2 separate regions of the Homo sapiens genome follow, and region 2 is linked to region 1. Evidence: chromatin contacts called from ENCODE Hi-C or POLR2A ChIA-PET data. All regions are on one chromosome and are shown on one strand. Each heading gives the region's core, a stretch centred on a gene start or an enhancer-like site at or near the end of the contact. The rest is flanking DNA. Distances are from core to core; before and after follow the strand shown. Region 1 holds the start of C6orf52 (chromosome 6 open reading frame 52). Region 2 holds the start of NOL7 (nucleolar protein 7).

What was found. Hi-C counts contacts between places; a loop is a spot of excess contacts on that map. ChIA-PET counts read pairs that join two places held with the same protein, here RNA polymerase II (POLR2A). Pooled maps may share reads with other maps.
Region 2: a loop to region 1 is called in a pooled map, with 16 times the contacts of the local background. The contact joins the promoter of NOL7 here to the promoter of C6orf52 in region 1. A Hi-C loop is called at or near these places in 5 of 50 pooled maps. POLR2A ChIA-PET finds 5 or more read pairs at or near these places in 2 of 52 experiments (HepG2 and T-cell).

The regions. Positions count from the first base shown.
Region 1 is chr6:10,693,329-10,696,028 of GRCh38, forward strand. It overlaps C6orf52 (chromosome 6 open reading frame 52), which reads right to left and starts at 1,288. Exons shown (of 5, transcript NM_001145020.3): 1 at 1,166-1,288. PAK1IP1 (PAK1 interacting protein 1) reads left to right here and starts at 1,644. Exons shown (of 10, transcript NM_017906.3): 1 at 1,644-1,741. The coding sequence starts at 1,658. RefSeq lists enhancers at 1,202-1,251, 1,260-1,862, 1,292-1,671.
Region 2 is chr6:13,614,008-13,616,707 of GRCh38, forward strand. NOL7 (nucleolar protein 7) reads left to right here and starts at 1,328. Exons shown (of 8, transcript NM_016167.5): 1 at 1,328-1,617; 2 at 1,705-1,765; 3 at 2,456-2,514. The coding sequence starts at 1,352. It overlaps SIRT5 (sirtuin 5), which reads left to right. Exons shown (of 10, transcript NM_012241.5): 10 at 1-1,151. LOC124901263 (a long non-coding RNA gene) reads right to left here and starts at 1,195. Exons shown (of 2, transcript XR_007059461.1): 1 at 1-1,195. RefSeq lists an enhancer at 541-710.

The sequences.
Region 1 (2,700 bases), core at 38-2,537:
CCTTGCTGAGAGATCTTTTGTCTCCATGCTGACTTTTCTTCGTGTCACCAATTATCTATTTCTAACAATAACAAGGTCTTTTCTGCACTGCAGTGACAACCAAAGCATCCCAAATGAAATCATTTCTGCAAGACCCAAACTAGCCTCTATTAACACGTACTAACAATTCAGAACACCAGAGAAGAAAAGTTATTGGAAACAAAAGGGTCTAAGCGCTGAAGCACTGTATCGCACTTGAAATGGAGGCTGAAGATTTGAGAAGGATGGACTATGCATCTTGTTTACCAAATGACCTACTACGGTGTTTATGAGAACTATACGAACCAAGATTTACTCTGTTGGGAGCTTGTAGGAAAGCTGTAATGTCTAAGACATACCTGAATCTCTAAACCTTATTAAATAAAACTTTTTTTTTCTTTGAAAGGGGGCCTGGCTCGTCCCCCAGACTGGAATGCAGTGGAGCGATCTCGGCTCACTGCAGCCTCGACCTCCTGGGCTCAAGCAATCCTCCCACCTCAGCCTTCCGAGTTGCTGAGGCCACAGGCGGGCGTCGCCATGCTGGGCTAATTTATAACATTTTTGTAGAGACGGCATCAAAATATGTTGCTCAGGCTCACTTTGTTTTCCCAACTCTCAAATGAAGGCTCTGGCCGGGCGCTGTGGCTCACGCCTGCAATCCCAGCAACTTTGGGAGGTCGAGGCAAGCGGATCACCTGCGGTCGGGAGTTCAAAACCAGCCTAGCCAACATGGAGAAACCCTGTCTCTACTAAAAAATACAAAATTAGCCAGGCGTGGTGGCGTATGCCTGTAATCCCAGCTACTCGGGAGGCTGAGGCAGGAGAATTGCTTGAACCCGGGAGGCAGAGGTTGCGGTGAGCCGAAATCGCGCCACCGGACTCCAGCCTGGGCAAAAAGAGCGAAACTCCGTCTCAAAAAAAAAAAAAAAAAAATGAAGGCTCACTGCTCCCTCCCCAGGAGGTGCCGCAACCTTGGCCAATACAGCCCCAGAGTTAGACAAGCAGACAGAGAAAGTGTGCAGGGCTGGGGTTCTGGCCCGGGCAGACGGGAACGCGGACACATCTAGCACTCCGAGTCCGTCAAGGCAGCGCGAGCGCTGCGCCGCTGGAACAAGTCACCGCGAACCCTAATCCCACCCCTCCTTACCCTATTAACGACAGAAAGCCTCGTTCCGCTGGTCCCTGAACAAAAACTCCTACCCTACTAGTACACAGCCCACAACAATGCACGCTGCCGGCGCTACAGCCCCTAAGCAACCGGCCGGAAGTCGGCCCCACCTCCTCCTGATGTCACGGAAATGAAGGGCTTCGCAGAGGATGTCCCGCCCGCTCCCTTCAGACGGGCGTAGCTGGCACCTTCCTGAGATATGCCTGCTTGCCCCCGATTTTTTTCTCCTTGCAGTGAGAACCTCCTCATGTGGCATCTTTACTTATTCTCTTCTTGGAAAATCCATGTGACCTCCCCGCGCTTAAAGTGTTTCCACGTTACAGGCGACTTAAAGGCAGCCCTGGAGCCTGACGTATAATTCGAGCGCCGATGCAGAAAGGAGTCAGGTGTTTTTTTTTTTTTTTTTTTGGTTTCCGGTTCTGTCACCTCCAGGCTGAGCCGGGCTGGCGGAAGAGGCACGTGCGCTGCTGAATGGAGCTGGTCGCTGGTTGCTACGAGCAGGTCCTCTTTGGGTTCGCTGTACACCCGGAGCCCGAGGCTTGCGGCGACCACGAGGTGAGATACCGCGTAGTTAGAGACAGTCGGAGGCGGGGCCGGGAAGGTCGGGTTTGGTTCCTACACAGCAGAGGTGAACATTGGAGCGCCTGCTGTTCACTGGATGATTTGATGAATCAAACCTAAGAGACTTAAGAGAAAAGCTAACCTTTTAAACCGTAGAATGGACATTTTATCAAAATGAGGCAATATCTGCCTTTTCTAGTAGACAAAAGGTCCACGGGACACAAAGGAAACCGGCATTTCTGCATACGGACAAATGAGTCGTAGATTGTGGATTTAAGGATCGATCCCATAAGTTGACAGTATTCAGAATTTAATGAAAGAAGATCTCGCTCTTTTGCTGAATTTCTGCCCTGGAATTTTACAAATTACTAGAACTAGATTAGGATAAATCCCTTATAGGTAAAGCGATACCAATTCATTATTTGTTGGGAACTTATGGCGAGCTGGGCGGTGGAGATGCAAAGATGCTGGAGGTATGGATCTTGCCTTAGAGACGTTGCCTACATAAGGGGTGGAGGACTGAGGAGACGCATAGATGGAGAGAAATTACAGCAGAATATGATATTACTAGATGTGTGAATAGATAAAAAGGTCAAATAAATTATCAGTAGTCAAATAGGTAGATAGGACTATACTCACGACTAGGAATCCGACCTCCTAACATCTAGCTCACTTTTATTCTTGAAGCAATTCTAAGCATTTTCTAGAAAATTGAGTACAGTACTTCTTTATGAAGTCAAGGCGTCGGTCTTTAATTATCCAGAAAATTTGGAAGTATATCACTTGGCCTATTGCTTTCGTTTATTTTGTTTCCTACTCCAGTTATTTGCTCTTTGTCTTTGGCTGAAAAGTGATGTGTTTTGAATAGTCAAAGATGATGCTATTTAATTTTTTTTTTTTGTAGTGAAATTACTTAACTGTGTTCCAGACACACAGTAGTCCTCACAGCAACC
Region 2 (2,700 bases), core at 78-2,577, 2.9 Mb after region 1:
ATTTTTGTTCCTATTTGGTTTTGTCGTTTTTAAATTGAGAATTGCTTCTAAAACAGAAGACATGAAAAGAGAATTAAAAATACAATATATGTGTAAGATAGAATTATTCAACTTAGCATTTATTAAACATCTACCAGATGATAGACATTAGAAATAAAATGACTAGCAAGACCTGGCCCTTCCCCTCAGGGGTTCACAGAATGGCTGGAGCAACTGTCATATAAGCTGTTATGAAGTGCAGAAACTACACAGACATTTGTGCGGGTTCAGACCAGCGCAATTAGAGATGGGCAGAGTGGGATGGGGTAGGGGTAAGGTGCTTGAAATTTGCCTGGGTGGGAATTTTTGAAGTATAAAAAGGACTTCTACCTGGGGGGCTGCGGCAGTAGAGGGAAGAGCACGGTCGGTACAAATGCATGGCAGGTGTGAAACAGTTTGATTTGTTCAAAGAATGATGAATCACTTAGTGTTGTATAATGGATGGGAGGAGAGAAACACAGCGATCACAAAGGGCCATGTTTGCCAAGAAATAAAATATACTTGGAAAAAAAGTACGTATGTGTATATACCACAAAACTCGGGTGCATTCTCTAGGGACCGGCGAAGCCATTCTTTCAGGAGATATGCTCAGCATTTGCCACGGGCCAGCTGCTGTTCCAGGTCGTGGGTTAGGGCCCGGCACCAGGAAGGGCGCCCCTCCCACAGGGCCGACATCCTAACCGGCGTCGCTGCGGCCGCGGAGCTGGGAAGGCCGAGGGCGCCGGGCACGTCTGTGCAGATTTCTTTAGAGTCCAGGTCTGTCGCCCGCGTCTTCGTCGGTGGCAGCAGGGCTGACTGGCCACGGCGGCCATCTGCTAGAGCGCATTTCTTCCCATGAAACGCCACCTCCTCCGAAGTGCGGAGCGAACGCAGCCAAATCTACACAAAGACTGACAAGCTGGATCCACTCGACGGAACCCAGGGCCAAAAAACGGCGGCGAGCAGCGCCTCGGGCCCGCGATTACCGGTTTTCTGAGCACCGGACAGCGTGAGCCGTGCCAGCCCTGTCTCGCCATCCCAGCCGAGGAGGGCAGCGCGATGGCTCTTCCCTGCCTTGAAATCAACCCCATTGCCAGCCGCTTTCGCCGGCAGAGCATTTTCCGTGGGGTCCATCCGGCTCCAAGGCGGCCTGCGCTGGCCACGTGGAAAGAAACACGCCCACTGCCTACAGGCCACGCCCTTCCTCCCTTCGCGCATGCGCCCCACCCGTCCTGAGGACCTCCGAACCTGCAGGGGGCGATGAAAGTAGGCTTGCGCTCCGCTTGTAGCTGCTTCCGGGTCAGAGGTCAGACGGTCTAGCGCTGCGTGGGCCATGGTGCAGCTCCGACCGCGAGCGTCTCGCGCCCCGGCGTCGGCGGAGGCGATGGTGGACGAGGGCCAGCTGGCCTCGGAGGAGGAGGAGGCGGAGCACGGGCTGTTGCTCGGGCAGCCCAGCAGCGGCGCGGCCGCCGAGCCCCTGGAGGAAGACGAGGAAGGGGACGATGAGTTTGACGATGAGGCCCCGGAGGAGCTGACTTTCGCCAGCGCCCAGGCGGAAGCGAGAGAAGAGGAGCGGCGAGTGCGGGAGACCGTGCGCAGGTTCGGAGCCCGCTGCCCGGCGGGGAGAACCGCCCTTTCTCGTCCCGCTTGTCCTTCCCTTTGCTGACTTATCACCCTTCCTCCCAGGGATAAAACGCTCCTGAAGGAGAAGAGGAAGCGACGCGAGGAGCTGTTCATCGAACAGAAGGTTAGAGGCTAGGGAGGAGGTGTCTTATTAAAACAACTCGGCTCAGGGAGAATTCCTATGGTGGATGTAATTTGGGTTGGCAGGATATTGGAGTGGGGAAACAGTCACCAAGATTGCCTCTGACAGTGGTGGAAAGATGCTCGGGCCGGGCGCGGCAGTACTTTAGTTGGACGAGGTGGGCGGAGCCCGGGATGTCGAGGCTGCCTGGAGCCGAGATCACACCACTGCGCTCCAGCCTGGGCGACAGAGCGAGACCCTGTCTCAAAAAAAAAAAGTTCGTCTCCTTTAGTGTCCACCAACTGAAAATAAGAGGTTGCTGTGAGAATTAAATGAGGTGATTTGTAAACTGTAAGGGCTGTACAGACTTAGTGTATGGTTGCTTTGCTGTCTGATACTCGACACAGAGAGCTGGCTCCAGGCAGACATTACTTAACTGCTTTCAATTTATAACAGTGACCTGAGGGTTAGAATACCGTGGGCACCCTTTCTAGTTTTCATCAAGTCTTTCAGAGAATGTGGAGTTTTGTGGACCCGGTCTTCCCATAGCTTAGAGGTATGGGGGCAGTTTCCAGCCTAATTCATTTCTTTGCCTAGATGTAGGGCATTCTTAAAAGCGGTAACTTCAGAAGCAACTCCGGACATACTATGTACATGACTTTCTATTAATTTTAAACGTTTTCATTCCAAAAGAAAAGAAAACTCCTTCCAGACACTATTTTGGAGAAGTTAACCACAGCTTCACAGACTAAGTAAGTAATGGATCTTTTTATATTACTTGCTTATATACACCCATCTTTGAATTATATACTGGTACATTTATTTGAATCCATATAACTGAAGGAATTGTAGAACCCAAATTCAAAAGCTACCTTGGTATATGAATTTGATGGGAAAGACGGAGGTAACGTTCTACTTCTTATTTTACCATTTATTTT